Linked DNA regions of Homo sapiens: region 2 is linked to region 1. Evidence: chromatin loops called from intact Hi-C (ENCODE). Cell type or tissue: CD4-positive, alpha-beta T cell. All regions are shown on one strand. Links, peaks and the distances in the headings refer to the core of each region. The heading gives the core; the rest is flanking DNA. Region 1 overlaps TNNT1 (troponin T1, slow skeletal type). Region 2 overlaps PTPRH (protein tyrosine phosphatase receptor type H).

Evidence for each region. Hi-C counts contacts between places; a loop is a spot of excess contacts. Peaks named below come from ENCODE experiments on the same cell type or tissue, not always from the same donor. Only the 100,000 strongest peaks of a DNase experiment are listed, where the experiment ranks them.
Region 2: a loop joins it to region 1, with 7 times the contacts of the local background. A loop is called at or near these places in 2 of 110 quality-filtered maps.

What each region holds. Positions count from the first base shown.
Region 1 is chr19:55,119,656-55,135,851 of GRCh38, reverse strand. TNNT1 (troponin T1, slow skeletal type) reads left to right here. Exons shown (of 14, transcript NM_003283.6): 12 at 1,648-1,786; 13 at 1,925-1,965; 14 at 2,892-3,154. The coding sequence ends at 2,937. It overlaps MIR7975 (microRNA 7975), which reads left to right and starts at 12,560; the gene lies at 12,560-12,627. RefSeq lists an enhancer at 14,832-14,921. In CD4-positive, alpha-beta T cell, for the core only: no CTCF peak of the experiment used is centred there; no DNase peak of the experiment used is centred there; H3K27ac peaks cover 54 bases; H3K27me3 peaks cover 1,621 bases.
Region 2 is chr19:55,191,943-55,207,523 of GRCh38, reverse strand. It overlaps PTPRH (protein tyrosine phosphatase receptor type H), which reads left to right. Exons shown (of 20, transcript NM_002842.5): 2 at 325-358; 3 at 569-835; 4 at 1,932-2,198; 5 at 3,476-3,742; 6 at 5,202-5,468; 7 at 7,022-7,288; 8 at 8,612-8,881; 9 at 10,108-10,407; 10 at 10,736-11,002. Among named protein-coding and RNA genes, the nearest start is that of PTPRH, 9.8 kb to the left of the region's middle. In CD4-positive, alpha-beta T cell, for the core only: no CTCF peak of the experiment used is centred there; a DNase peak (open chromatin) is centred at 9,794; H3K27me3 peaks cover 1,537 bases.

The DNA.
Region 1 (16,196 bases), core at 1,710-9,709:
TGCACATGGTTCATGTAAAGTATTGTTGGCCGGGCGGGCGCGGCGGCTCACACCTGTAATCCCAGCACTTTGGGAGGCTGAGGCGGGCAGATCACCTGAGGTCAGGAGACCAGCCTGACCAATATGATGAAATCCCATCTCTACTAAAAATACAAAAATTAGCCGGGCGTGGTGGCAGGCGCCTGTAATCCCAGCTACTCTGGAGGCTGAGGCAGGAGAATCACTGAACCCAGGAGGCGGAGGTTGCGGTGAGCCGAGATGGCACCACTGCACTCCAGCCTGGGCGACATGAGCGAAACTCTGTCTTAAAAAAAAAAAAAAAAAAAGGCTGAGGTGAGAGGATCACTAGAGCCTGAGAGGTTGAGACTGCGGTGAGCTGTGATGGTGTCACTGCACTCCAGCCTGGGTGACAAAGTGAGACCCTATCAAAAAAAAAAGAAAAGAAAGAAAAGAAGGAAGGAAGGAAGGAAGGAAAGGTAGGTTTTAGTCCAGGGCTGGTATGGCAATTCTACAAAATCAGAGACCAGACTCCTATGTTTTCTGCTTCACTCACTACTTTTAGCCCAATATTTCCATCCTCAAAATCACTTAGTCCAATATAGCTGCTAGCTCCAGCCTCACATGGATGATCCAAGCAGCAGAAAGAAGACGCAAGAGAAGAGCCACACAGTCTCTTTTGGAAGCCGCACCCAGTGACCTGCTTTCGTCTGAGTAGCCACCCCTACCTGCAAGGGAGATTGGGCAAAGTAGTTTTTCAACTCAGCCTAATGCACAAGAGGCTATTTCTAGAAGAAAGGGAGAAGGGCTAACAGGTAGGCAAGCAGCCATCTCTTCCACAGTTTTATTTCCATATTTTCTAGAGAAGGAAACAGGATTCTAAAGGAAGTCATGTGACATATTCATAAACCAGAGAATGGCATGGCTGGGAATTGAACCAGGGGCTTCTAACTGCAGAGCCTGGGCTCGGTCTTTTCTTTCTTCCTTTTCTTTCCCCTCTCCCCTCCCCTCCCTTCCCCTCGTCTCCCCTCCCCTCCCCTCCCCTCGTCTCCCCTCCCCTCCCTCCCTCCCCTTCTTCTTCCCTCCTCTCCCCTCCCCTCTTCTCCTCTCCCCTCCCCTCTTCTCCTCTCCCCTCCCCTCTTCTCCTCTCCCCTCCCCTCCCCACTTTCCTTTCTCCTTTTCTTTCCTTTCTTTTGTCTTGCTCTGTTGCCAGGCAGGAATACAGTGGTGCAATCACAGCTCACTGCAGCTTTGACCTCCCAGGTTCCTTCTGCCTCAGCCTCCCAAGTAGCCGGAAACACCCTGCCTGGCTAATTTTTTTAATTATTTTTAGCAGAGACGGGGTCTCTCTTTGTTGCCCAGGCTGGTCTTGAACTCCTGGGCTCAAGTGTTCTGCTGGCCTCTGCCTCCCAAAGTGCTGGGATTACAGGTGCCGAGCCTGGTCTCTTAATCATGACACCCTTCTCTCCCCTTGGGAAATGCGAGAGCTCCAGCTCGGATGTGGAGAAAGTGGGCACAGATTTTAAAACTCTCGGCCTCAAATATGAACAAAATGGTGCCGACAACGCTGAACTCACAGTCTCGCTGTGTGGCTTTGGGTGGTTCCCACAACCTCTCTGGGCCCAAGTTCCTCTCCGTCCCTGGGCCTAGGGCCCGGTCTGCCTGGCTGCCTCCATCACAGCCCTCCTGCCCTGCCAGGGAGAAAGCCCAGGAGCTGTCGGACTGGATCCACCAGCTGGAGTCTGAGAAGTTCGACCTGATGGCGAAGCTGAAACAGCAGAAATATGAGGTGAGACCCAGCTCCGCAGGGAGGGAGGGAGAGAGGGCAGGGCTGGGCTGGGAGGGACCAGCAAACTCCAGGCAGGGGTGGGTGGCCCGTCCCCACGTCCCCACCGGCTGTCCCAGCATCTGTCTTCTGCCTCCGCAGATCAACGTGCTGTACAACCGCATCAGCCACGCCCAGAAGTTGTGAGTGTGACCGTCTCAAGCCCTTGCTCTTGTCCCTACCCTCCCGCTGACTCTCAGGCCTCTTTCCCTCCCTCTGTGGGCTCCATCCCCCACTGCCTGAGTTTCTGCCCCTTTCTCTTTGTCCTTCCTTCTCTGTCCTCCTCTCTCTGCTCTCGGAATCCTGGGTCTCAGTTCCTTTTTCTTTTTCTTTCTTTTTTTTTTTTTTTATTGAGACTGCGTCTCGCTCTGTCACCCAGGCTGGAGTGCAGTGGAGTGATCTCAGCTCACTGCAACTTCCATCTCCCGGGTTCAAGCGATTCTCCTGCCTCAGCCCCCTGAGTAGCTGGGATTACAGGTGCGCGCCACCAAGCGTGGCTAATTTTTGTATTTTTAGTAGAGACGGGGTTTCACCATGTTGGTCAGGCTGGTCTCGAACTCCTGACCTCGTGATCCACCCGCCTTGGCCTCCTAAAGTGCTGGGATTACAGGCGTGAGCCACCGCGCCCAGCCGAGAGGGTCTTCCCTGAATCTCTCTGTTTCTCCACTCCCTCTTCCTTCCTCCCTCCTCTCCCTCTCCCTTCTCCTCTTCTCCCATTTCCTGTCTCTTTCACCCCAGCCCTTCCTGCGTGTTACCCACCCATGCCCAGATCATCCAACCCTTCCTCCCCCCACCCTGGCCCCTGACTCATAAACATTCATCAGCTCCCCCATGAACACCCTGCACTCGCCCCCAAATATCAGCTCCCACATGTCAGCGAGGCTTTGACCACCAGCCGCTGCCCCCCAGTCATAGAACCCAAAAGAGGTGACAGTTGTTTTGCTCACTGCTTCCTCTGGGCAGGGAGGGCTAATATTTTGGGGAATGGGCTTCCTGAATTGAGGGCCTGGGGCCCATTTCAGAGACTGGAGGGGCCCCTTTTTCCTGATACCACCTCATTCTTCTACAGCCGGAAGGGGGCAGGGAAGGGCCGCGTTGGAGGCCGCTGGAAGTGAGGATGCCGCCCCGGACAGTGGCACCTGGGAAGCCTGGGAGTGTTTGTCCCATCGGTAGCTTGAAATAAACGCTCCCCTCAGACACCCGCTGGGTTCTCTGATGTTATTATGGTTGAGATGCAGCTGGTCTCTCCTGGTTAATTGACTTCTTATTACCAACAAGTTACTTGAAAGAGTGTCACCAATAATCATTAAAGTACGGCAGGCTGAACCTTCACACACTGCTGGTGGGAATGGAAAATGCAACAGCTTTGCAAGCAGCCTGGCGGTTCCTCAACAAGTGAAAGCATTTCTGCAGGACCCAGCAGTTCCCCTCCTGGATGTATATCCAAGAGAACCAAGAACCTTTGTCCACACAAAAGCTTGTACATGAATGTTCATAGTAGCATTTTTATTTTTAATTTTTAGAGACAGGGTCTTGCTCTGTCGCCCAGGCTGCAGTGCAGTGGCGTGATCACGGCTCACTGCAGCCTTGAATTCCTGGGCTCAAGTGATCCTCCCACAACAGCCTCTGAAAGTGTTGGGATTTTAGGTGTGAATCACTGCACCGGCCGCAGCATCTTTTTTTTTTTTTTTTTTTGAGATGGAGTCTTGCTCTGTCACCCAGCCTGGAGTGCAGTGGCATGATCTCGGCTCACCGCAACCTCCACCTCCCGGGTTCAAGCAATTTTCCTGTCTCAGCCTCCCAAGCAGCTGGGACTACAGGTGCCCACCAACATGCCTGGCTAATTTTTGTATTTTTAGTAGAGACAGGGTTTCACCATATTGGTCAGGCTGGTCTCAGACTCCTGACCTCAGCTGATCCTCCCGCCTCAGCCTCCCAAAGTGGTGGGATTACAGGTGTGAGCCACCATGCCCAGCTTTTTTTTTTTTTTTTTTTTTTTTTTGAGACAGAGTCTCACTCTGTCACCCAGGCTGGAGTGCAATGGCAAGATCTCGGCTCACCGCAACCTCCACCTCCCGGGTTCAAGCAATTCTGCCTCAGCCTCCCGAGTAGCTGGGACTACAGGCGCCTGCCACCACGCCAGCTAATTTTCGTGTTTTTAGTAGAGACGGGATTTTACCATGTTGGCCAGGCTGGTCTCGAACTCCTGACCTCAGGTGATCCGCCTGCCTCAGCCTCCCAAAGTGCTGGGATTACAGCCGTGAGCCACCGCGCCTGGCCCACCGCTAGTTTTTCATAATAGCCAAAAGGCAGAAGCAACTCAAATGCTCATTAACTGATGAACGGATAAACATACGTTGGTTCATCCACACAGTGGAATGTTGTCTAGCCACGGAAAGGAATGAAGTGCTGACATGTGGTGTGACACGCACGAACCTTGAAAACATACTAAGCGAAAGGAACCAGACATCAAAGGTCACATATGATTCCACTTATATGAATTTTCTAGAATAGGCAAATCCACAGAAGTAGGAAGGAGGTTCGTGTTTTTGAGGGGCTAGGGGACGGTGGGTAGAGATGACGGCTAAGAGAATGGCGTTTCTTTTTCGATGATGAACATGTTCTGGAATTAGATAGTGGTGATGGTTGCACAACGTGAATATACTGAAAAACTCTGAATTGTACTTTAGTTGGTACATCTTATGATATGTTAAGCATATCCAAATTAAGAAATTCAAAAGCAGGCCAAGCGAGGTGACTCCTGCTTGTAATCCCAGAACTTTGGGAGGCAGAGGCGGGAGGATCTCTTTTTTTTTTCTTTTAGACAGAGTTTCGTTCTGTCACCCAGGCTGGAGTGCAGTGGCGTGATCTCGGCTCACTGCAAGCTGGAGGCAGGAGGATCTCTTGAGGTCAGGAGTTTGTGACCAGCCTGGCCAACTCGAGGAAACCCTATCTCTACTAAATTACAAAAAAAAAGAAAAAAAGATTAGCTGGGCATAGTGGTGGCTGTAATCCCAGCTACTCAGGAGGCTGAGGCAGGAGAATCGCCTTGAACTGGGGAGGTTGCAGTGAGCCAAGATCACACCACTGCACTCCAGCCTGGGCGACAGAGCGAGACTCCATCACACACACACACACACACACACACACACGCACACACACACACGCACACACACACACAATGCAAAAGTAAATTTAAAAAGTGACACGTAAAGTTTCGTATGGGAGAGTCAGTTCAGTGACAATAAGTATTGTTTGCTGTTCTGCCTTTCCGACTTTCCATTTGGGATGTCTTATTAGTGACCATGTGGGTCTGGCCACTGGGCCCTAAATCCCAAATAACCAGACAGTTGCTATGCTTTGAATGTATGTATCCCCTCAAAATTTACATGTTGAAACCTGATCATGAATGCAATAGTATTCCACGGGACTTTAGGAGGTGACTAGGTCATGAAGGCAGAGCCCTCACAAATGGGGTTAATGTCCTTATAAAAGAGGCTTGAGGGAGAGCCCCTTGCCCCTTTGGCTGTGTGAGGACACAGCAAGAAGGCACCATCTGTGAAGCAGAGAGCAGGCCCTCCCTCCACACTGAGTCTTCTGGCGCCCTGATCCTGGTCTTTCCAGCCTACAGACCTGTGAGCAATACATTTGTATTGTTTGTAAATGACCAGGTCTACGGTGTTCTGTTACAGCAGCCCAAATGGACCAACACAACAGTTGATTTTCTTTTTCTTTCTTTCTTTTTTTGTTTTAATTTCTTTTTCTTTTTCTTTTTTTTTTTTTTTGAGATGGAGTCTCGCTCTGTCACCAGGTTGGAGTGCAGTGGCGCAATCTCAGCTCACTGCAAGCTCCCACTCCCTGGTTCAAGCGATTCTCCTGCCTCAGCCTCCCAAGTACCTGGGATTACAGGCCCGTGCCAACACACCCAGCTAATTTTTTTTTTTTTTTGTATTTTTAGTAGAGACGGGGTTTCACCATGTTGGCCAGGATGGTCTTGATCTCCTGATATCGTGATCCTCCCACCTCATCCTCCCAAAGTGCTGGGATTACAGGCGTGAGCCACCGTGCCCGGCCTTCTTCTTTTTTTGAGACAGGGTCTCCCTCTGTCACCCAGGCTAGAGTGCAGTGGTGCAATCACAGCTCACTGCGGCCTCAACCTCCTGGGCTCAAGCAGTCTTCCCGCTTCAGCCTTTCAAAATGCTGGGATTGCAGGTGTGAGCCACTTTGCCTGGCTGACAATAGTTGATTTCTTTCACATGTAAAAGTCTGAGTTGGGATGATGGCTCTGTTTTGTAACATTGCCTGGGTCCAAGCTCATCCTACTGTGTAGCTCCTTTCCCCAGGGGGTTGCCTTTGCCCATAGGGTAAGATAGTTCCCACTCTGTTTCAGACCGCAGACTGGGGTAAAATGGAAGGAGACATGTTTACTCCTACTCAGTCTCATTGACAGAAGTTAATTACATTATCATACCCAGTTGGTAGGGATGCTGGTGTCCCGTGCGTCTGTGGGAAGAGACCACCAAACAGGCTTTGTGTGAGCAACAAGGCTGTTTATTTCACCTGGGTGCAGGTGGGCTGAGTCTGAAAAGGGAGTCAGCAAAGGATGGTGGGATTATCATTAGTTCTTACAGGTTTGAGATGGGCGTACAAAGTACATTCAAGGGCGGGGAGAATATTACAAAGTACCTTCTTAAGGGTGGGGCAGAATATATGGTATCAGTTAGTGGGGCAGGAACAAATCACAGTGGTGGAATGTCATCAGTTAAGGCTATTTTCACTTCTTTTGTGGATCTTCGGTTGCTTCAGGCCATCTGGATGTGTACGTGCAGGTCACAGGGGATATGATGGCTTAGCTTAGGCTCAGAGGCCTGATATTCCTGTCTTATATTAATAAGAAAAACAAAACAAAATAGTGGTGAAGTGTTCGGGCGGTGAAAATTTTTGGGGGTGGTATGGAGAGATAACGGACGATGTTTCTCAGGGCTGCTTCGAGTGGGATTGGGGCAGCGTGGGAACCTAGAGTGGGAGAGATTAAACTGAAGAAAGATTTTGGGGTAAGGGGTGATACTGGGGGTTGTTAGAAGGAGCATTTGTCCTTCTAGAATTACTGGTGATGGCCTGGATGCGGTTTTGTATAAATTGAGAAACTAAACAGAAGACACAAGGTCCAAATAAGAGAAGGAGAAAAGCAGGTATTAAAGGACTAAGAATTCGGAGGACCCAGGACATCCAATTAGAGAGTGTCCAAGGGGGTTCAGCATAATTACTTGCTTGGCTGGTGAGTTTTGGGGCTCTATCTTTGAGTTTTTTTGTGTTGTCATATACCAGGCCAGATTGATTTAGGTAAAAACAACACTCTTCATTTAAAAATATACAGAGTCCTTTTTTTTTTTAGCAGTGAGTAAGTCGAGGCCTTGGCAATTTTGGAGGAAAGAGAAATGCAAAGCCAGTAATTGTTTGTTAAAGGAGGATTAGAAATGGCTGGGAGAGAGTGAGATTGATAGTGTGGTGGAGATAGCTGGGGAGAGGTAGAGGATGGCATAAGAATGGGAACCAAGGCCGGGCGTGGTGGCTCACCCCTGTAATCCCAGCACTTTGGGAGGCTGAGGCGGGCGGATCACGAGGTCAGGAGATTGAGACCATCCTGGCTAACACAGTGAAACCCCATCTCTACTAAAAATACAAAAAATTAGCTGGGTGTGGTGGCGGGCGCCTGTGGTCCCAGCTGCTCCGGAGGCTGAGGCAGGAGAATGGTGTGAACCCAGGAGTCGGAGCTTGCAGTGAGCCGAGATCGCGCCACTGCACTCCAGCCTGGGCAACAGAGCAAGACTCTGTCTCAAAAAAAAAAAAAGAATGGGAACCAGAATAACAGTGAGCATAGAAGTAAAGAATAGGACTTCATCAGGGTGAAAGTATTGGAGGGTACCTTGCCACTGAAGATCTATCCACTTCAAGAGAGACTTAAGGCGATTTGAGGTAAAACCAGGAGCCACTAAATACCGAGAGCCTGAGAGACTGCTTGGGTGATTTGACTAATAAAGGCTGGTCCGTTATCAGACTGTATAGAGGTGGGAAGGCCAAACCGTGGAATTATGTCTGACAGAAGGGAAGAAATGACTGTGGTGACCTTCTCAGACCCTGTGGGAAAGGCCTCTACCCATCCAGTGAAAGTGTCTACCCAGACCAAGAGGTATTTTAGTTTCCTGACTCAGGGCATGTGAGTGAAGTCAATTTGCCAGTCCTGGGCGGGGGCAAATCCCCGAGCCTGATGTGTAGGGAAGGGAGGGGACCTGAGCAATCCCTGAGGGGTAGTAGAATAGCAGATGGAACACTGAGAAGTGGTTTCCTTGAGGATAGATGTCCACGAAGGAAAGGAAATGAGAGGTTCTAAGAGATGGGCTAGCGGCTTGTAACCTACATGGAAGAGGCTATGAAGTGACGACAGAATAGAATGGGCCTGTGAGGCTGGAAGGAGATATTTTCCTTGGTCTAAAAACTATTTGCCTTGTGTGGGAAGAGATTGATAGGTGGCAGTTTCAGTGGGGGAGTAGGTGGGAGTGACCGATGTGAAGGAGAAAAACTGGCCGTGAGGGGCAGAAGTTGGAAAGCTAGCTGCTTCTTTAGCTACCTTATCAGCATAAGCGTTGTCCTGAGCAATGGGATCTGATGCCTTTTGATGGCCCTTGCAGTGAATGACTCCAGCTTCCTTTGGAAGAGAAGTGGCCTTGAGAAGAGTTTTTATTAAGGAGGCATTAAAGATGGAGGACACCTGCGTAGTGAGGAAACCTCCTTCAGCCTATATAACTGCATGGTGGGGCAGAATATGAAAGGCATATTTAGAGTCAGTATAAATATTGACGCGTAGTCCTTTTGCAAGAGTGAGGGCCTGAGTTAAGGCAATGAGTTCAGCTTGCTGAGAGGTAGTGGAGGGAGGCAAAGCAGTATCCTCAATGATAGATGTGGAAGATACTATAGCATAGCCTGCCTTTGCTGGTGTGTGGCGATTAGGCCTGGTGGAACTGCCATCAATAAACCAAGTGTGATCAGGCTGAGGAACAGGAAAGAAGGAAATATGGGGAAATGGGGTGAATGTCAGGTGGATCAGAGAGATAGTCATGAGGGTCAGGTGTGGTATCCAGAATAATGTGGGAGGCCGGATTGAAGTCCGGGCCAGGAACAATGGTGATTGTGGGAGACTCAACAAAGAGTGAGTACAGCTGAAGGAGCCGGGGAGCAGAAAGTATATGCATCAGGTATGAGGAAGAAAATAGATTTTGAAAGTTATGAGAACTGTAGAGAGTGAGTTGAGCATAGTTTGTGATTTTGAGGGCCTCTAAAAGTATTAAAGCAGCGGCAGCCACCACACACAGGCATGAGGGCTAGGCTAAAACAGTAAGGTCAAGTTGTTTGGACAGAAAGGCTATAGGGCGCGGTCCTGGCTCTTGTGTAAGAATTCTGAGAGCACAGCCCTGTACTTCAGCTGCGTGTGATGAAAAGGGTTGGGATGAGTTAGGGACAGCTAGTGTGGGAGCAGCTTTTAGGGCTGTTTTTTTTTGTTTTTTTGTTTCGTTTTGTTTTTTTTTGAGACAGAGTCTCTCACTCTGTTGCCCAGGCTGGAGTGCAGTGGCGCGATCTCGGCTCACTGCAAGCTCCGCTTCCCAGGTTCATGTCATTCTCCTGCCTTAGCCTCCTGAGTAGCTGGGACTACAGGCACCCGCCACCACCCCCGGCTAATTTTTTGTATTTTTAGTAGAGATGGGGTTTCACCATGTTAGCCAGGATGGTCTCGATCTCCTGACCTTGTGATCCACCTGCCTCGGCCTCCCAAAGTGCTGGGATTACAGGTGTGAACCACTGTGCCCGGCCAGGGCTGTTTTTTAAGGAATGGAAAGGGGAGTGGGGAAAGGATTTAGGATTTATGGGGTCAGCTAGGTTTATCTAGAACAGAATAATGGGTTGTGGAGGGAGGTATTGAGGATAGGAGAGTATACGGGTTTGGCACCATGGGGTGGATAGGCAAGACAATGTGGTTGATAAGGCACAGATCCTGAACTAACCTGTAAGACTTGTCTGGTTTTGGATGGGTAGGATAGGGGAGTTGTAAGGAGAATTTGTAGGCTTCAAGAGACCATGTTGTAACAGGTGGGTGATAACAGGCTTTAACCTTTTTTTTTTTTTTTTTTTTTTGAGATGGAGTCTTGCTCTGTCGCCCAGGCTGGAGTGCAGTGGCACGATCTTGGCTCACTGCAAGCTCTGCCTCCCAGGTTCACGCCATTCTCCTGCCTCAGCCTCCCGAGTAGCTGGGGCTACAGGCGCCCGCCACCAAACCCGGTTGATTTTTTGTATTTTCAGTAGAGACGGGGTTTCACCATGTTAGCCAGGATGGTCTCGATCTCCTGACCTCGTGATCTGCCCGCCTCGGCCTCCCAAAGTGCTGGGATTACAGGCGTGAGCCACCTCGCCCGGCCTAACCTTTTTAAAGCGTGCTGTGGGATGGGATATTGGTGTTGAGTGGGGTAAGGGTGATTAGGTTTTAATGGGATGGTAAGGGGTGCATGATCGGTCACCAAGGAGGGAGTAGAGGTATCCCATACTTGCGGATTAAGGTGGGGAGATACAAGGGGAGGATGTGAAGGAGGCTTTGAACTGGGGAAAAGGGTGGCAATGAGGTGTGGCTGTAGCCCAGGAATGATCAGGGAAGCAGATAATTTGGTTATAATGTCTTGACCTAATAAGGGAACTGGGCAGGTGGGGATAACTAAAAAGAAGTGCATAAAAGAGTGTTGTCCAAGTTGGCACCAGAGTTGGGGGGTTTTAAGAGGTTTAGAAGCCTGGCCGTCAATACCCACAACAGTTATGGAGGCAAGGGAAACAGGCCCTTGAAAAGAAGGTAATGTGGAGTGGGTAGCCTCCGTATTGATTAAGAAGGGGACAGACTTGCCCTCCACTGTAAGAGTTGCCCAGAGCATCTGTGATGGTCCAGGAGGCTTCCGAGGTGATGGGGCAGTGTCAGTCTTCAGCCGCTAAGCCAAGAAGATCTGGGAAGGAGTCAGTCAGAGGGCCTTGGGCCGGAGTTCCAGGGGCTTTGGGAGTGGCTGCCGGACAAGTTGGACAGTCCAATTTCCAGTGGGGTCCTGCACAGATGGGACACAGCTTAGGAGGAATCCCGGGCTGCAGGCATTCCTTGGCCCAGTGGCCAGATTTCTGGCACTTGAAGCAAGATCCTGATGGAGGAGGTCCTGTAGGAATGCTAGACCACTGCGGCGTAGGCATTTTGAAGTTCTTGTGTGCTGGAGATGTGGCTGGGGTTTCTCTCACAATGGAGGCAAGGAATTGCAACTCAGAAATATGTTGCTATGCAGCTGCCTCTACTCTATTAATGTACACCTTGAAGGCGAGGTTAATTAAGTCCTGTTGTGGGGGTTTTGGAGCTTTATTTAATGTCAGGAGCAGATTGGGTAATAAAATGCATATTGAGAATAAGAGGCCTTCTGACCCTTCAGGGTCTAGGGCTGTAAAGGGCCTCAGGGGTGCTGCCAAACGAGCCATGAACTGGGCGGGGTTTTTATATTTGATGAAAAAGAGCCTAAACACTAACTGATCTGGGAGAGGTCGGATAAAGGAAAAGGAGCATTAACCTTGACTATGCCTTTGGCTCCAGCCACCTCTTTCAGAGGAAATTGCTGGGCAGGTGGGGGAGGGCTAGCTGCAGAAGAAAACTGTAAGCTGGATCGGGTGTGGGGAGAGGAGGTGATGGAAGGATTATAGGGCGGGGGAGAGGAGGCTGAGGAAGAATTGGAGCCTGATTCAGCCTGGTGGGGAGCGACCTGAGGAGGAGCAGCCTGGGGAAGAGGGGAGAGGTCAGATGGGTCGGTAGAAAAGGAAGATTGAAAAGACTCAGTGACGCTTGGGGTTGAGACTGAGGGGACAGGCAGGAGGGAAAGAAGGAGGATTTGGGACAAGTCGCATTAGGAACAGAGACTAGGGAGGGACCAATGTGTAAAAGAATGCCTGGATATCAGGTACCTCAGACCTTTGGCCCATTTTACGACAAGAATTATCTAGATCTTGTAGGATGGAAAAATCAAAATTGCCGTTTTCTGGCTATTTAGAACCATTGTCGAGTTTGTATTGGGGTTAAGCAGCATTGCAGAAGAAAATAAGGTGTTTAGGTTTTAGGTCAGGTGTGAGTTGAAGAGGTTTTAAGTTCTTGAGAACACAGGCTAAGGGAGAAGGAGGGTCGGACGGTGGAAGGTTGCCTATAGTGAAGGAGGCAAGCCCAGAGAAAAGAGAGAGTAGAGACATGGAGAGAAGGGGTGGGGGGTGCTTGCCCCCCAGGAAAGTGGTGCTTGCCACTAAGGGTGAAGGATCAAGGCAAGCGTCCCCGTGGTGATCAGACACCTCTGAAACGTGGGTGAATAATCAAGCAGGCGTCCCCGCAGTGATTAAACACCAAGGGAAGACTGTCTTCCCGAGTCCGTGACCAGCGCTGGGGTTTTGGGTTCACGTATAAAACACGTCTCCTCTGTCTCTACCAGAAAAGGAAAGGAACTGAAATTAAGAGAAGGGAGAGACTGAAGGGTGGCGCCAAGATTCAAAGGAGAAAGAGGTTGAGGGATAGTGAGAGAGGTTGTAGAAGAGAGTAAAAAGAGACTGCTTACCCAATTTAAAATTGGTGAAATATTCCTTGGACTGGTTGGTCTGAGGACCCGAGGTCATAGGTGGATCCTTCTCACGGTGCAAAGAGCAGGAGGACAGGGGATTTATCTCCCAAGGGAGGTCCCCTGATCCTAGTCACGGCACCAAATGTCACGCACGTCCGTGTGAAGAGACCACCAAACAGGCTTTGTGTGAGCAAAAAGGCTATTTATTTCACCTGGGTGCAGGTGGGCTGAGTCCGAAAACAGAGTCAGCAAAGGTGGGATTATCATTAGTTCTTATAGGTTTGGGATGGGCGTACAAAGTACATTCTCAAGGGCAGGGAGAATATTACAAAGTACCTTCTTAAAGGCGGGGGAGAATATTACAAAGTACCTTCTTAAGGACCAGGCAGAATATATCGTATCAGTTAGGGTGGGGCGGGAACAAATCACAATGGTAGAATGTCATCAGGTAAGACTATTTTCGCTTCTTTTTTGGATCTTCAGTTGCTTCAGGCCATCTTCATGTATATGTGCAGGCCCACAGGGGATATGATGGCTTAGCTTGGGCTCGGAGGCCCGACACTGGGATATGTAACCATTATTCTAGATGGCTATGCTAAACCCAGCATAATCAGAGGTTCCATTTTGTTGAGAAAGAAGGGGACAACGAATATTGGGCAACAATTTGTCATCTCTGCCACTGAAACCACTGCTTCTCTGTCCACTACATTTTATCAAAGGCAGAGTGTCTTGCAATCAGCTTGACTTGCAAGAGGCTCAAAGGCCTCTTGGAATGCCTTGCATCAGTTTGCTTTTGTGGCATAAAAAGTTACCCCAGGTGGGCGCAGTGGCTCACCCCTGCCTGTAATCCCAGCACTTTGGGAGGCTGAGGCGGGTGGATCACTTGAGGCCAGGAGTTCAAGACCAGCCTGGTCAGCATAGTGAAACCCCATCTCTACTGAAAACACACAAAAAGTAGCCAGGCATGGTGGCTGGTGCCTGTAATTCCAGTTACTTAGGAGGCTGAGGCAGGAGAATCACTTGACCCTCAGAGGTGGAGGTTGCAGTGAGCCGAGGTCATGCCACTGCATTCCAGCCTGGATGACAGAGTGGGACTTGGTCTCAAAAAAAAAAAGCAAAGAAAAAAGAAAAAAGTTACCCCAAATATTAGTGGCTTGAGTCAACAGTCATCTATTTAACTTATGGTTTGAGGGCTGGGCGCGGTGGCTCATGCCTGTAATCCCAGCACTTTGGGAGGCCAAGGCGGGCGGATCATGAGGTCAGGAGATTGAGACCATCCTGGCTAACACAGTGAAACCCCATCTCTACTAAAAATACAAAAAAATTAGCCAGGTGTGGTGGCAGGCGTCTGTAGTCCCAGCTACTCGGGAGGCTGAGGCAGGAGAATGGCGTGAACCCAGGAGGTGGAACTTGCAGTGAGGGGAGATCGCGCCACTGCACTCCAGCCTGGGAGACAGAGCGAGACTCCGTCTCAAAAAAAAAAAAAAAAATTATAGTTTGAGAGTTGGCAAATTGGGCTGGGCTCCGCTGGGAGTTCTTGTCTGGCTGATCTTGGCTGGACTTGCTCATGCATCTGCAGTCTCCTGGTGAATCAACAGGGGCTGGCTGTGGTCATCCCACTAGTGCCTCTTCATGTTCCCGCAGCTGGACCCAGATCCCTCCTGATTATAATGGCAGTGCTAAACTAACAGTGTCATTGAGGAGTTATGTTTGGCTGATAGTAAGAGACAGCTCCCCAAATAACAATAGTTTTGGTGAATTGGAGGTTTGTTTTCTCATATGTAACCTAAAAGACAAGAGGTAGGCAGTCCAGGGAAGGAAAGGCAGATCCCAACTGCCATCAGGAACTGAGGCTTCTAAGGCCAGGTGCAGTGGCTCATGCCTGTAATCCCAGCACTTTGGGAGGCCAAGGCGGGCAGATCATGAGGTCAGGAGTTTGAGACTATCCTGGCCAACATGGTGAAACCCCGTCTCTACTAAAAATACAAGAATTAGCCAGGCGTGGTGGCGTGCACCTGTAGTCCCAAGAGAATCGCTTGAACCCAAGAGGTGGAGGTTGCAGTGAGCTGAGATCATGCCGCTGCACTCCAGCCTGGGTGACAGAGCGAGACTCCATCTCAAAAAAAAAAAAAAAAAAAAGAAATTCCAGTTCTGGATTTGACAGTCCTCAGATTGAACCTTGTCTTGGCCAATTTCTAGCTCTGTGACTGGGGCTAGTCTCTTAGTCTCTGCCTCCTGGAGTTGATGAGATGATGTACATAAAATATCTGATAGGCATGTGATGTTGGCTGTGAGCATCTTCATATGCCACTCAAGAACATCATCTTTTGCTCTTGTCTTCCTGTGGTAAAGGTTTTGTTTTCACTTCTAGGGTCTGCTCTTTGCTCTCAATGGTAACAGTGGAATGTTGGTGCTTAACCTTGGAACTGCAGGCCCTCCTCACTGGTGTAAATAACCTCAGAAAGATAAGAAGAAAATGTTCCCACTTCTTCTGTAACAGCAGAAAAATAGATATTAGTCTGCACCATAAAGATGGTTCAGATAAGCAGGTGAAGTTAGAACATCCACAAAAGTATAAAATTGACTCTTCTGTCCTGTGTGGAGAGGGGTAAGAGTATTATAAGCCCATTCTGATTTCTGTTATTTTACTCTTTTTTGATTGCGCCAGTGCAATCCAGCCTGGGCGATGACAAGAGTGAAACTCCATCTCAAAACAAACAAACAAACAAACAAAAACAAACCATAAACACAAACTCATAAACAACATACATCCAGCCACAGACATGATTGCAAATACACACAATTATACATAAAGGCACAGAATACATACAGAACCAGAGCTACACGGTAACACCCTGAAGACCGACTTCTTGTTTTCCTGGGGGAAGGAGGTTGGTGTGTAAGTATGTGGAAAGTGTGGGGTTCAGGGACCACACCTAAGAGCCACCAGAACTATCCCTTTCTATAGAAACAGGCTTCGTGGCGGATGAAGACCCCATCTTGGGGTTCCACCAGATATTCCTACTAAAGAACATCAGCTGGGTGTGGTGGCTCATGCCTGTAATCCCAGCACTTTGGGAAGCTGAGGCGGGTGGATCACTTGAGGTCAGGAGATCGAGACCAGCCTGGCCAACATGGTGAAACCTTGTCTCTACTAAAAATACAAAAATTAGCCAGGCGTGGAGCACGCCTGTAATCCCAGCTACTTGGGAGGCTGAGGTAGGAGAATCACTTGAACCTGGGAGGCGGAGGTTGCAGTGAGCCGAGATCACATCACTGCACTCCAGCCTGGGCGACACAGTGAGACTCCGTCTCAAAAACAAAACAAAACCAAACAAAACAAAACATCAGCGATGCAATGATGCTTGGGTTTGCACCAATGATATGCAGGCTTGCTCTGCACAACTTCAGCTGACCTCCTCTCCACCGGGCCCTCACGCTGCCTCCTCTTCCCTCCTCTTTCCAGAACTATTGCCACTCCTCCAGATATGATGCACAAATGAGCAGGGTCGCAGTGGGAGTGGGCGCAGTGCGCTGATGCCACGGAGGTGTTGTGCATGACGTCTGGACACTAGACTAGCTGCATGTAATGGGAAAAGTTTGTGTTGTACCAGCGCATGCCTTGGAAAGACTTAAGTAATGCAAAAGGTTGTCCTTTAAAAAAAAAAAAAATCTGGCCGGTCGCGGCGGCTCACGCCTGTAATCCCAGC
Region 2 (15,581 bases), core at 5,682-13,681, 68 kb before region 1:
CCCTTCCCAGTCTGTTCATTGCTCTCTGCCCTCGGTTTTCCAAGGACATATATTTCAGGAAATGAAATCATTAATTTTATCTCTCAGCCTTATCGGGTGGAGCCAACCCCAGCTCCCTAAGCTCTGCTCCTGCCATGCTCCCCCTTCTCTCCTCGACCCAGGAAAGACGGTCGAGGTCGTGACAGCCCAGCCTAACACCGGCCCCTCCTTCCCATGCAAGGGTGACTCATGGGGCGGGGACCAGCCGCTCCTCCCAGCCCCTCGGCCTCACTGGGCGGAGGAGTGGTTGAGAGGCTGACTCCGTTTTCTCTGGGTTCCCTCCAGGGCCTGTGCAGCTGGACAGGGGCCAGGGCGCCTGGTGAGTGACCCCTGCCTGAACTCACTGCCCACTCGAAGAGGTGGGACCGCAACTGCCGTGAGCCTCTGGGGGGTCCCCGTGGGGTCCAGTGGTCCATGGTAGGGGTTTATGAGCGCCGTTGTTTCTGGACTTGGGGCGTGAGCTCAGGGGTTGGGAGGGATTGTACTGACCTGGTTCCCTTTTTGTCAGACCTTCCTTCCCAATTCTCAGCCCCCAACCCAGGGAGGAACCTGACAGTGGAGACTCAGACCACCAGCTCCATCTCCCTGAGCTGGGAGGTCCCCGATGGCCTAGACTCACAGAACTCCAACTACTGGGTTCAGTGTACTGGAGACGGCGGCACAACAGAGACTCGAAACACAACAGCCACCAACGTCACCGTGGATGGCCTTGGACCCGGGTCATTGTATACGTGTTCTGTGTGGGTGGAGAAAGACGGAGTAAATAGCTCTGTGGGGACTGTCACTACTGCCACAGGTAAGAGGCAGCCACTGCTTTATTTTTATTTCTTTTATAAGGACAGTGGTAGGGGGTGGTTGAGAGCTGACAAAATGCGACAGGTTCTTTAGTTGGATAGAAACACAGTGGAAGCCACACGTGAGAATTTCAATTTTCTATCAGCCACATAAAAATAAGTAAAAAGAAACTGGTCAGCCTGTCTCTACAAAAAAATTAAAAAGTAGCTGTGGTGGCGTGTTCCCGTGGTCCCATCTACTCGGGAGGCTGAGGTGAGAGGATCGCTTGAGCCCGGGAGGCAGAGGTTGCAGTGAGCTCTGATTGGACCGCTGCACTCCAGCCTGGGCAACAGAGAGAAACCCTGTCTCAAAAAAAAAAAAAGAAAAGAAAACAAAAGAAAACAAAAGAAAAGAAAAACAAACTAAATTACTATGAGAGATTTTATGTAGTCCATCAGATACAATTTTTTTTTTTTTTGAGGCAGAGTCTTGCTCTGTCGCCCAGGTTGGAGTGCAGTGGCATGATCTTGGTTCACTGCAACCTTTGCCTCCTGGGTTCAAGTGATTCTCCTGCCTCAGCCTCCCGAGTAGCAGAGACTACAGGCATGTGCCACCATGCCCAACTAACTTTTGTATTTTTAGTAGAGACTGGGTTTCGCCATGTTGGCCAGGCTGGTCTCGAACTCCTGACCTCAGGTGATCCGCCTGCCTCGGCCTCCCAAAGTGCGGGGATTACAGGTGTGAGCCACTGCACCTGGCAGATACAAGGTATTTTCATTTTGACTTGTAATCAATATAAAAACGATCATTCAATATATACACCAAGTATATACTCACACACACACAAATATATATAAAGGATCAATGAGACAGTTGACATTCTTAATTTCATACGAACTCTTCGAAAGCCGGTGTGGATCTTCCACTAACGGCTCATCTCATTTCACAAAAGCCACCTCACGGTGCTCAACACTCACGTGGAACTCGTGGCTGCCACACTGGACAGTGCAGAGCTGGGCCTCCCTGCCTCTACCTGCTGGATGCAACGGTTAAGGAAGGGCTGGAAAGTTTGAGGGCCAGAAACTACAACTGATTTTCCCTCCTGTGCTGGTTTTCAGCTCCCAACCCAGTGAGGAACCTGAGAGTGGAGGCTCAGACCAACAGCTCCATCGCCCTGACCTGGGAGGTCCCCGACGGCCCAGACCCACAGAACTCCACCTACGGGGTTGAGTACACTGGAGATGGTGGCAGAGCAGGGACTCGAAGCACAGCACACACTAACATCACCGTGGATGGACTTGAACCCGGGTGTTTGTATGCGTTTTCCATGTGGGTGGGAAAGAATGGAATCAACAGCTCCCGGGAGACTCGAAATGCCACCACAGGTGAGAGGCAGTCGCCATTTGTTTTGCTCTTACTTGTTTAAGGGGCAGTAGGCAGGAGAACGTAGCGGATTTCTATTCCATAGTCCCTCTGGGCCACATTGAGCCAGGTACTCATGTCCACATCCTGGGGCAGTCTCAGCTCAGGAGATGAAGAAGGAATGAATGTCCATGGTACCTCCAGCTGCTAAGCTGGGGCCGGTCTGTGTCTAGGACTCTCTAGAATGTACCTTCCTGCACCAAGAGGAATGTGTAGGGGCCAAGGCATGTTACCTGAGCTTTCAAGGAATTAGATACTGTGAGTGGGGACACTCTGACCCTCTGACTCTTCTTCTAGTCCCCAGCTGCGTCACATATTGAGGATGGAAACTCAGATCATCAGCTCCATGATCCTGATGTGGAGAGCTCCCTCTGGCTAGATCTCCATTGTCCGATATGGTAGCCACCAGCCACACATGGCTATTAAATTTAAGCTCGTTAAAGTTGCATGAAACTGCAAATTCAGTTTCACATTTCATATGTTTGAAAGCCCTGTTGAAGGGCTTCCATTTCCTTCTCTGTTCTCCTACCATACTGGAAGGTGGGAGAGCATTTCCATCGTTGCAGAAGCTCAGTTGGAAAGCGCTGGCTCAGGTCTTTGTTACTCAAAGTGTGGTCCATGTGTGGGCAGCATCCGGGTCTCTGAGAGCTGATGGAAATACATTGGCAAGTGACACTGGTGGGGGAGAAAAAGGGTGGGGGGGAGTGCAGTCTCTCAGCTCCATCCTAGCCCTGCTGAGTGAGAACCTGCATTTCACAAGGTCCCCTGTGAGATGTGCACACAGCAAAGAATGAGAAGCCCTGGTCTAGACCATAAACTCTGCATCTACTGGCACCAGCTGTTGAGGGACAACTAGGAACTCTGATGATCAAAAATGCCCACTTGGCCAGGCATGTTGCCTCACGCCTGTAGTCCCAGCACTTTGGGAGGCCGAGGTGGGAGGATCACCTGAGGTCAGGAGTTCGAGACCAGCCTGGCCAGCATGGTGAAAAAATATAAAAATAAGCCGGGTGTGGTGGTGCAGACCTGTAGTCCCACCTACTCGGGAGGCTGAGGCAGGAGAATCGCTTGAACCCGGACGGCGGAGGCTGTGGTGAGCCGAGATCGTGCCACTGCACTCCAGCCTGGATGACAGACAGAGACTCTGTCTCGAAAAAACAAACAAACAAAAAGCTCACTGGCTGCCCCCGTTATGTTCTGTAGTCCTGCTCATATTAGATCTTTCTTCCTAATTTCTCAGCTCACAACCCAGTGAGGAACCTGAGAGTGGAGGCTCAGACCACCAGCTCCATCTCCCTGAGCTGGGAGGTCCCCGATGGCACAGACCCACAGAACTCGACCTACTGCGTTCAGTGCACTGGAGATGGTGGCAGAACAGAGACTCGAAACACAACAGACACCAGAGTCACCGTGGATGGCCTTGGACCCGGGTCATTGTATACGTGTTCTGTGTGGGTGGAGAAAGACGGAGTAAATAGCTCTGTGGAGATTGTCACTAGTGCCACAGGTAAGAGGCAGCCGCTGTTTTATTTTTATTTCTTTTATAAGGACAGTGGTAGGGGGTGGTTGGGAGCTGACAAAATGTGACAGGTTCTTTAGTCCAATAGAAACACAGTGGAAGCCACAGGTGAGAATTTCAATTTTCTATCAGCCACATAAAAATAAGTACAAAGAAACTGGTCAGCCTGTCTCTACAAAAAAAATAAAAAAGTAGCTGTGGTGGCGTGTTCCCGTGGTCCCACCTACTCGGGAGGCTGAGGTGAGAGGATCGCTTGAGCCCGGGAGGCAGAGGTTGCAGTGAGCTCTGATTGGACTGCTGCACTCCAGCCTGGGCAACAGAGAGAAACCCTGTCTCAAAAAAGAAAGAAGGAAGGAAGGAAGGAAGGAAGGAAAGAAAGAAACTAAATTACTATGAGATATTTTATGTAGCCCATCAGATACAATTTTTTTTTTTTTTTTTTTGAGACAGAGTCTCCCTCTGTCGCCCAGGCTGGAGTGCAGTGGCGCAATCTTGGCTCACTGCAAGCTCTGCCTCCCGGGTTCAGGCCATCCTCCTGCCTCAGCCTCCCGAGTAGCTGGGACTACAGGCGCACACCGCCACACCTGGCTAATTTTTTGTATTTTTAGTAGAGACGGGTTTCACCGTGTTAGCCAGGATGGTCTCGATCTCCTGACCTTGTGATCCACCCGCCTTGGCCTCCCAAAGTGCTGGGATTACAGGCGTGAGCCACCGTGCCCAGCCCTTTTTTTTTTTTGGGACAGAGTCTCTGTCTCCCAGGCTGAAATGTAGTGGCATGATCTTGACTCACTGCAACCTCCACCTCCTGGGTTCAAGTATTCTCCTGCCTCAGCCTCCTGAGTAGCTGGGACTACAGGCATATGCCACCATACCTGGCTAACTTTTGTATTTTTAGTAGAGACGGGGTTTCGCCATGTTGGCCAGGCTGGTCTTGAGCTCCTGACCTCAGGTGATCCGCCTACCTCAGCCTCCCAAAGTGCTGGGATTACAGGTGTGAGCCACTGCGCCTGGCAGATACAAAATATTATCATTTTGACATGTAATCAATATAAGGAAAGGATCATTAAATATACACACTGAGTATATACCCACAAAATATATATATATATGTGTATGTATATATATGTGTGTGTATATATATGTGTATGTGTATATATATGTGTGTGTGTGTGTGTGTATAGGATCAATCAGATAGTTGACATTCTTAATTCTTAATTTCATACGAACTCTTCGAAAGCCGGTGTGGATCTTACACTAACGGCTCATCTCATTTCACAAAAGCCACCTCACGGTGCTCAACACTCACGTGGAACTCGTGGCTGCCACACTGGACAGTGCAGAACTGGGCCTCCCTGCCTCCACCTGCTGGATGCAATGGTTAAGGAAGGGCTGGAAAGTTTGAGGGCCAGAAACTACAACTGATTTTCCCTCCTGTGCTGGTTTTCAGCTCCCAACCCAGTGAGAAACCTGACAGTGGAGGCTCAGACCAACAGCTCCATCGCCCTGACCTGGGAGGTCCCCGATGGCCCAGACCCACAGAACTCCACCTACGGGGTTGAGTACACTGGAGATGGTGGCAGAGCAGGGACTCGAAGCACAGCACACACCAACATCACCGTGGATAGACTTGAACCCGGGTGTTTGTATGTGTTTTCCGTGTGGGTGGGGAAGAATGGAATCAACAGCTCCCGGGAGACTCGAAATGCCACCACAGGTGAGAGGCAGTCGCCATTTGTTTGATCTCTTATTTGTTTAAGGGACAGTAAGCAGTAGAATGTAGACGATTGTCTATTCCATAGTCCCTCTGGGCCATATTGAGCCAGGTACTCATGTCCACATCCTGGGGCAGTCTCAGCTCAGGAGATGAAGAAGGAATGAATGTCCATGGTACCTCCAGCTGCTAAGTTGGGGCCAGTCTGTGTCTAGGACTCTCTAGAATGTGGACCATAATGCCAAGGGGCACCTTCCTGCACCAAGAGGAATGTGTAGGGGCCAAGGCATGTTACCTGAGCTTTCAAGGAATTAGATACTGTGAGTGGGGACACTCTGACCCTCTGACTCTTCTTCTAGTTCCCAACTGTGTCACATATTGAGGATGGAAACTCAGATCATCAGCTCCATGACCCTGATGTGGACAGCTCCCTGTGTCTACACCTCCATTGTCCAATATGGTAGCCACTAGCCACACGTGGCTATTAAATTTAAACTCATTAAAGTTGCATGAAACTGCAAATTCAGTTTCACATTTCATGTGCTCAAAAGGCCTGTTGAGGGGCTCCCAGTCCCCCCTTCATCCTCCACGGTGCTAATGCCTACCATATTGGAAAGTGAGAGACTGTCTTCATCACCACACAAAGCTCCCTTGAGTCTCTCTTATTTTTTTCTTTTTTTTAGAGCTGGAGTCTCGCTTTGTCATCCAGGCTGGAGTGCAGTGGCAGGATCGTAGCTCGCTGCAGCCTCAAATTCCTGGGCTGAAGCAATCCGCCGACCTCAGCCTCCCAAGTAGCAGGGACTACAGGCGTGGGCCACCATGCCTGACTAATTTATTTTTTTTAGAGATGAGGTCTTGCTGTGTGGTCCAGGCTGGTCTCTAACTCCTGGCCTCAAGCAATCTCCCTACCTCAGCCCCACAAATTGCTGAGATTACAGGCATGTAATCTCACATGAAATGTGAAACTGTGCTGGGCCATTGGGCCTCTCTTAGGCAGTAACCCCAGGCATAAAGGCTTCACCTTTATGACCTAATCTTGCAAGGGCCCTACCTCTTAATGCTATTCCATTGGAGATTTTTATTTTGTTTTTTTTGTTTGTTTTTTTTGTTTGTTTTGAGACGGAGTCTCGCTGTGTCGCCCAGGCTGGAGTGCAGTGGCGCGATCTCGGCTCACTGCAAGCTCCGCCTCCCGGGTTCACGCCATTCTCCTGCCTCAGCCTCCCGAGTAGCTGGGACTACAGGCACCAGCCACCACGCCCGGCTAATTTTTTGTATTTTTAGTAGAGACAGGTTTCACCGTGTTAGCCAGGATGGTCTCAATCTCCTGACCTCAGGTGATCCCCTTGCCTCAGCCTCCCGAAGTGCTGGGATTACAGGCGTGAGCCACCACGCCCGGCACATTAGTCTGAGAAACACGGTCTAGAACATACACCCTGCATCTGCTGGCACCAGCAGTTGAACAAGAGCTAAGATGGTTGAGGGCAGTGAGGGGCCCACTCCTGCCCCGTTCTGTTCTGTATCTCCGACAACATAGGATCTTCTTCCTACTTTCTCAGCCCCCAACCCAGTGAGAAACCTCCATATGGAGACTCAGACCAACAGCTCCATCGCCCTATGCTGGGAAGTCCCCGATGGCCCATACCCTCAGGACTACACCTACTGGGTAGAGTACACTGGAGACGGTGGTGGCACAGAGACCCGAAACACAACAAATACCAGTGTGACAGCTGAGAGACTTGAGCCCGGAACCTTGTACACATTCTCTGTATGGGCAGAAAAAAATGGAGCACGTGGCTCCAGGCAGAATGTCAGCATCTCCACAGGTAGGAACCCTCAACGGCCACTCCCTGTTTTGGTGAGAGGTTAAGAACCAGCAGGAGCGGCGTGGCACCTCTTCTGGGCTCTGGCTCTGTAGTCCGTAGGCTCTGCAGACATCTGCCTCTCCAAGTCCACAGGACAGATGTAATCACAGCTGGGGGCTGGCTCTGCCCTGAGGAAGAAGAGAGCCCATCCAGACTTCTCCCGCTGAGTGTGGGGCTGTGGGGACACAGGCCTTTTCTTTCTTTCTTTCTCCTTCCCTTCCCCTTCCTTCCTTCCCTTTCCTTCCTTTCTTCCTTCCTTTCTCGCTTTCTCTCTTTCCTTTCTTTCTTTCCTTCCTTTCTCTCTTTCTTTCCTTCTCTTTCCTTCCTTTAAAGCCTTCCTTCCTCCCTTCCCTCCTTGTTCCTTCCTTTCTCTCTTTCTCTTTCTTTCCTTCTTTCTTTCTTTTTTTCTGTCTCTCTCTCTTTCTTTCTTTCTCTTTCTCTTTCTTTCCTTCTCTTTCCTTCCCTCCTTCCTTCCTTTCTCCCTCCCCTCCTCCCTCCCTTCCTTTCTCTCTTTCTTTCTCTTTTCTCTTTCTTTCTTTTCCTTCCTTCCTTCTTTCTTTTCTTTCTTTCCTTCTTTTCTTTCTTCTTTCTTGAGACAGAGTTTTCCTTTGTCACTCAGGCTGGAGTGCAATAGCACAATCTCAGCTCACTGCAGCCTCTGCCTCCTGGGCTCAAGCAATTCTCCTGCCTCTGCCTTCCAAGTAGCTGTGACAACAGGCACGCACCACCACACCCAGCTAATCTGTGTATTTTTAGTAGAGACAGGGTTTTGCCATGTTGCCCAAGCTTGCCTTGAACTCCTGGCCTCAAGTCACCCACCTTGGCCTCCCGAAGTGTTGGGATTACAGGCGTGAGCCACTGCGCCCGGCCTCTCTCTCTCTTTCTTTCTTTTGAGACGGTCCTGCTCTGTCTCCCAGGCTGGAGTGCAGAGGCACAATCATAGCTCACTGCAGACTGAACCTCCCAAGCTCAAGCGATCCTCCCACCTCAGCCTCCCTAGTAGCTGGGACTACAGGCATGTGCTACTATGCCCAGCTAATTTGTTTTAATTTTTAGTAGCGATAGGGTCTCACTATTTTGCTCAGGCTGGTATCAAATTCCCAGGCTCAGGCAACCCTCCCGGTTTAGCTTCCCAAAATGCTGGGATTACAGGCCTGAGCCACTGTGCCCTGCCAGGAAGTGTTTCTGGATGAGCTGGGCTGCACAAGGACAGGGCGTATCACTGTGTTCTGGACTCTTGAGGACTAGGGGATGTGGAAATCCTGACTCTGCTCCCTCTCCCAGTCCCCAACGCAGTGACAAGCCTCAGCAAGCAGGACTGGACCAACAGCACCATTGCTTTGCGCTGGACAGCTCCCCAGGGCCCAGGCCAGTCTTCCTACAGCTACTGGGTCTCATGGGTCAGGGAAGGCATGACTGACCCCAGGACCCAAAGCACCTCAGGTACTGACATCACCCTAAAGGAACTGGAAGCTGGCAGCCTGTACCACCTCACCGTCTGGGCCGAGAGGAATGAGGTCAGAGGCTATAACAGCACCCTCACTGCAGCCACTGGTGAGACACAGTCGGTTCTGAACCCAGCCCTATTAGGATGGGGGAAGGAAAAAGATGAAAGGACTTTGGGAGCTCCTTGGGAGATGAAGAGTACCCATGGGCCTCTCCAGCCTCACCGGCCGGAGCTTAAACCTGTAGGTCCCGTTCCTAGTGGGTGTCGTTTCTTAGCAGACAGGGCTTTCCAAGCTGTGGGACCTGTTTTTTCTCCCTTTGGGAAATGGACTCTTTGGGGTCAGGGGGAGCCCTCAATTGTCCAGCACCACCTCTCAGGAGCTGACAAAGTCACCAGCTGGACAATAGCCAACAGCTGGTCCCAGGGAATTAGATGAAGCGAGAGGGCCCCACCTCTCAGCCTAGGCACGGTGGGTCCCACTCATGAGAAAAATCAAAATCACTCTGGAGACTAGGTTCATTCTTTTTTGTGTGTGTGACAGGGTCTTGCTCTGTTGCCCAGGCTGGAGTGCAGTAGTGTGATCATGGTTACTGCAGCCTCGACCTCCTGGGCTCAACTGATTCTCCCACCTCAGCCTCCTGAGTAGCTGGGACCACAAACATGCGCCACCATGCCCAGCTCATTTAAAAAAATATTTTTTGTAGAGAGAGGGTCTCCTTATGTTGCCCAAGCTGGTGTCGAATTCTTGGGCTCAAGTGATCCTCCCGCCTCGGCCTCCCAAAGCACTGAGATTACAGGAGTGAGCCACTATGCCTGGCCTGAACCTGGAACTCTTTAATCCTTGGTCATTTGGGCTAAAAAGATGAAATTTATCAGCTCCCTCTACAAACGTGGTGTGTCTAGAGTGAGAAGACACCCTACCTGGGGTTCCTGTGGGAAAGAAAATACAGAGATCAGATCTCGAGGGCCATGAGAGGTGGAGGACTACAAATCCCATCACACCATGGGGCCATGACTTCATAAGCTGAAGCGATACAGAGAATCCATAGCCTCATGGGAACTGTAGTTTCAGTAGGTGGAATTGGTGTGCATTTGGGAAGAACAGAAAGATGACAGGGTGGGACCCAGGGCTGTAGCCAGGGGACGGAGAGGGCTAGGAGATTCTGGTCCCCATGGTCTTTGGGTATCTAGACTCTTTCCTGTGGTTCAGCCTCCTTAGCCACTGGAGCCATCAATAATGGATATCTCAGCTTTGCTGTGGGGGAGAGGCAGACAGGCTGGGGTAGGAGGGTCTTCGAGGATACCCCCTTAGGCCTCTGTTCTCACTTCTCAGCTCCCAATGAGGTCACAGATCTCCAGAATGAAACTCAGACTAAGAACTCAGTCATGCTGTGGTGGAAGGCCCCTGGAGACCCCCACTCTCAGTTGTACGTATACTGGGTCCAGTGGGCCAGCAAGGGACATCCCCGGAGGGGGCAAGATCCCCAAGCGAATTGGGTCAACCAGACCAGCAGGACCAATGAGACGTGGTACAAAGTGGAGGCCCTGGAACCCGGGACGTTGTACAATTTCACCGTGTGGGCAGAGAGGAATGACGTAGCCAGTTCCACGCAGAGCCTCTGTGCGTCCACATGTGAGAATCCCCTTCCTGCCTTCAAGTGGTGAACTGGGCTTAGCTCACAGTCCTTGCGAGCTGAGAGATGAATGGAATACAAATTCCATCAGGCCACAGGCCATGACTTCATGAGCTGCAGTGATGGAGGAGCCCAAGGCCTCATGGGAGTTGTAGTTTAAAAGGACTTATTTGTGTCCATTCGGGGAGGACAGAAAAGGAGGGAAGATGAGGTAGTTTGGATTTGGCGAGGAAGGGATGGGCTCGTCTCAGAAAACTGGGGGTAGGGGTGGAGGGGGTGGAAAGCCACCTTGGATGGCACTGCTGACCTCTTGCTTCCTTCACCCAGACCCAGACACAGTCACCATCACTTCCTGTGTCAGCACCTCAGCGGGCTATGGAGTCAACTTGATCTGGTCCTGCCCCCAGGGAGGCTACGAGGCCTTTGAGTTGGAGGTGGGAGGACAGCGGGGCTCCCAGGACAGATCTTCATGTGGGGAGGCTGTGTCTGTGTTGGGTCTCGGGCCGGCTCGGTCCTACCCAGCCACCATCACGACCATCTGGGACGGAATGAAGGTCGTGTCTCACTCTGTGGTCTGCCACACCGAGAGTGCAGGTGAGCGGAGCCGCGCGGGCCAGCCAGCTATGATGAAATTCTCGGTAGACCCCATCAGGCCCCATTGTGAGGAAATCAGTGGGACTCTTTTGTTTCTCATTTCCTTTGAAACATCTTTTTTATTTTGTATTTTGAGATGGAGTTTTGCTCTTCTTGTCCAGGCTGGAGTGCAGTGGCACGATCTTGGCTCATTGCAACCTCTGCCTCCCGGGTTCAAGTGATTCTCCTGCCTCAGCCTCCTGAGTAGCTGGGACTACAGGCACGTGCCACCACGCCCGGCTAATTTTTGGATTTTTAGTAGAGATGGAGTTTCACCATGTCGGCCAGGCTGGTCTCGAACTCCTGACCTCAGGTGATCTGCCTGCCTCAGGCTCCCAAAGTGCTGGGATTACAGGTGTGGGCCACCGCGCCATCCACAACTCACCACTTAAAGTTACAATTCAGTGACTCTTCTTATATTCACAACATTGTGCAACCATCATCACTATCAATTTTAGAACATTTTCATTACCCCCAACAGAAAGCTCACCCCGCTGAGCCACCACCCCCTAGTTCTCCCATTCCCCAGCCCCCAGCCCTCGGAAATCTCTCATCCACTTTCAATCTCTATAGATTTGCCTCTCTGGGACGTTTCATTAAAATGCAATCATAGAGTGGGCACAGTGGCTCATGCCTGGAATCCCAGCACTTTGGGAGGCTGAGGTGGAAGGATCACTTGAGCTCAGGAGTTCGAGACCAGTCTGGGCAACAGAGTGAGACCCCATCTCTACATTTTAAAAAATTAGCCAGCTGTGGTGGTGTGTGTCTGTAGTCCTAGCTACTCAGGAGGCTGAGTCAGAAGGATCACTTGAGCCCAGGAGGTTGAGACTGCAGTGAACTATGATCGGGGCCACTGCACTCCAGCCTGGGTGAAGGAACGAGACCCTGTTTCAAAAACAAAAAAAATGCAATCATACATTATGTGTTTCTTTGTGACTGGCCACTTTCACTGAGCATAATTTGTTTTTTTGTTTTTGTTTTTGTTTTGAGACTCACTCTGTCACCCAGGCTGGAGTGCAGTGGCATGATCTCTGCTCACTGCAACCTCTGCTACCAGGGTTCAAGCAATTCTTGTGCCTCAGCCACCCAAGTATCTGGGATCACAGGCATGTGCCACCATGCTTGGCTAACTTTTTATTTTTTATTTTTTATTTTTTGAGGCGGAGTTTCACTCTTGTCGCCCAGGCTGGAGTGCAGTGGTGCAATCTCGGCTCACTGCAACCTCCACCTCCCGGGTTCAAGCGATTCTCCTGCCTCAGCCTCCTGAGTAGCTGGGATTATAGGCGCCTCCTACCACGCCCAGCTAACTTTTATACTTTTAATAGAGATGGGGTTTTGCTATGTTGGCCAGGCTGGTCTCAAACTCCTGACCTCCGGTGATCCACCCGCCTCGGCCTCCTGAAGTGCAGGGATTACAGGCATGAGCCACCATGCCCAGCTAATTTTTAAATTTTTTTAGTAGAGATGGGGTTTTGCCATGTTGGACAGACTGGTCTCGAACTCCTGACCTGAAGTAATCCTCCTGGCTCCTCCTCCCAAAGTGTTGGGATTACAGGTGTGAGCCACCGCACCTGGCCTACCCATTCATTTTTATCCATTCATTGATCCAGTTGATGGGTCAGTTGAGTAGTTCCACTTTTGACCATTATGGGTAATGCCGCTAGGAACGTTTGTGGATAGGTTTTGTGTGGACGTATGTTTTTATTTCTCTTGGGTCTATACCCAGTAGTGGAACTGAGGGATCACATGGGAACTATACATTTAACTACCCCCCACCCCGGGTTTTATTTTTCCTAATGTGGTTGTATCATCTTGCAGTAATCAATGGGGTACCTGAAAAACTTTGGAGCTTAAGCTTTGGAAAGACCTGGCCATGTACCAAGACCATGGCCATAAGCTTCACTTTGCCCCATCAATCACTTCCTAGGAATAGGGTTTCTTATGAGATTGGGTCTCCAATCTGGAGAGAGACTGAGGGTTGATGTGGTGACCAGTGGATGCTGTTTGAACTGGGCTTTGCCAGACCCCATTGCTTAGAAAGTTCTCTCCCTTAGTAACAAGGATCCCTGAGAGAACAGGTCCTCTAGTCCAATTCTGTGAGGCCAAGTCCATTCTGTGAGGCCAAGTCTCCCGTACAGGTTGTAAGACCCTTCAGTTCCCTGTCAACAAACACACTCTTCCCAGGATTGCTGAGAAGCTGCAGCTTGGGGGCCTTCAAGGCTGATGAAGATGGGCCATAGGCTTGAGCCTACCCTAAGACGAGACATCTAATGACAGATCTTGGGAGAACTGTGCCATCAGAGCCTGAGAGCACCCATAGACACCACCAGATCAGCCAGGCGCGGTGGCTCACGCCTGTAATCCCAGCACTTTGGGAGGCCGAGGCGGGAGGATCACCTGTGGTTGGGAGTTCGAGACCAGCCTGACGAACATGGAGAAACCCTGTCTCTACTAAAAATACAAAAAATTAGCTGGGCGTGGTGGCGCGTGTCTGTCATCCCAACTACTCAGGAGGCTGAGGCAAGAGAATCACTAGAACCCAGGAGGCGGAGGTTGCGGTGAGCCGGGATTGCACCATTGCACTCCGGCCTGGGCAAGAAGAGCAAAACTCCGTCTCAAAAAACAAACCAAGAAAAAAAAAAAAGACACCACCAGATCTGGGTAGGCTCCGCTGCCGGGGAGTCCTTCCCCAGCCAGCAGGACCTCTGAGAAGATGAAGCCTCAATCTGGGGAGAACAGAAGCCGTCCATGCCAGGGATGATTTCACAACCAGCAAAGTGTTTCCCCCGCCTCGGCACTACAGACGTTTCCGGCTAGATCCTTCTTTGTTGTGGGGGGGCCGTCCTGCGCATTGTAGGATATTGAGCTGCACCTCTGCTTCCCACCCACTATGTGCCAGCAGCACTCCCACTTCCAAGCTGTGACAACCAAAAGCGTCTCCAGACATTGCCCGGTGTCTCTTTGGGAGCAAAATCACCCTTGTTGAGAACCACTAGTCTAAGCTAAGGAAGGCAAGAATCACTTTTTTGTTTTGTTTCGTTTTGTTCTTTTTTGAGACAGGGTCTCACTCTGTTGCCCAGGCTGGAGTGCAGTGATACGATCATGCCCACCACAGCCTCCACCTCCCAGGCTCAAGTGATCCTCCTGCCTCAGTCCCCTGAGTAGCTGGGACTACAGGCATGTACTACCATGCCCAGCTATTTTGTTGGGGTTCTTTTTGTTTTGTTTTGCTTTCTTTTTCTTTTTTTTTTTTTTGAGACAGAGTCTCACTCTATCACCCAGTCTGGAGTGCAGTCGTGCAATCTCAGCTCACTGCAGCCTCCACCTCCCGGGTTCAAGTGACTCTTATGCTCAGCCTCCTGAGTAGTTGGGATGACAGGTGTGCACCACCATACCCAGCTAACTTTTGTTTTTTTAGTAGAGACTGGGTTTTGTTATGTTGCCCAGGCTGGTCTCAAACTCCTGGGCTCAAGTGATCCACCCACCTCAGCCTCCCAAAGTGTTGGGATTACAGGGGTGAGCCACCATGCCTGGCCAGGAGTCACTCTTCAGCAACCAGGTCACCTGTGAAAATGATGGATAGTTGACCCTTGAACAATTGTCCCCTACACAGTAGAAAATCTGCATATAACAGCCGGGCATGGTGGCTCATGCCTATAATCCCAGCACTTTGGGAGGCTGAGGCAGGTGGATCACGAGGTCAGGAGATCAGGACCACCCTGGCTAACACGGTGAAACCCCAACTCTACTAAAAATACAAAAAATTAGCCAGGAGTGGTGGCGGGCACCGGTAGTCCCAGCTACTCAGGAGGCTGAGGCAGGAGAATGGCGTGAACCCGGGAGGCAGAGGTTGCAGTGAGCCGAGGTCGCACCACTGCACTGCAGCCTGGGTGACAGAGCAAGACTCTGTCTCAGAAAAAGAAAAAGAAAAAAAAATCTGCACATAACTTTTGACTCCCCCAAAACTTAACTACTAATAGCCTACTCTTGATTGGAAGCCTTACCAATAACATAAACAACATACATTTCATCTGTAATATGTACTACATACTGTATTCTTTTTGTTTGTTTGTTTGTTTTTGAGACAGAGTCTTGCTCTGTTACCCAGGCTGGAGTGCAGTAGTGTGATCTGGGCTCACTGCAAGCTCCACCTCCCGGGTTCACGCCATTCTCCTGCCTCAGCCTCCCGAGTAGCTGGGACTACAGGCGCCCACCACCACGCCCTGCTAATTTTTTGTATTTTTAGTGGAGATGGGGTTTCACCGTGTTAACCAGGATGGTCTCGATCTCCTGACCTCGTGATGTGCCCATCTCCGCCTCCCAAAGTGCTGGGATTACAGGCGTAAGCCACCGCGCCCGGCCGTACTATATGCTGTATTCTTATAATCAAGTAGCTAAAGAAAAAAATGTTACTAAGAATATCCTAAGGAAGAGAAAATGTACTCGCTATTTATTAAGTAGATCATCATAAAGGTCTTCCTCCTTGTAGTCTTCGCGTTGAGTAGGCGGAGGAGGAGGAGGAGGTAGGAGAGGGGCTGGT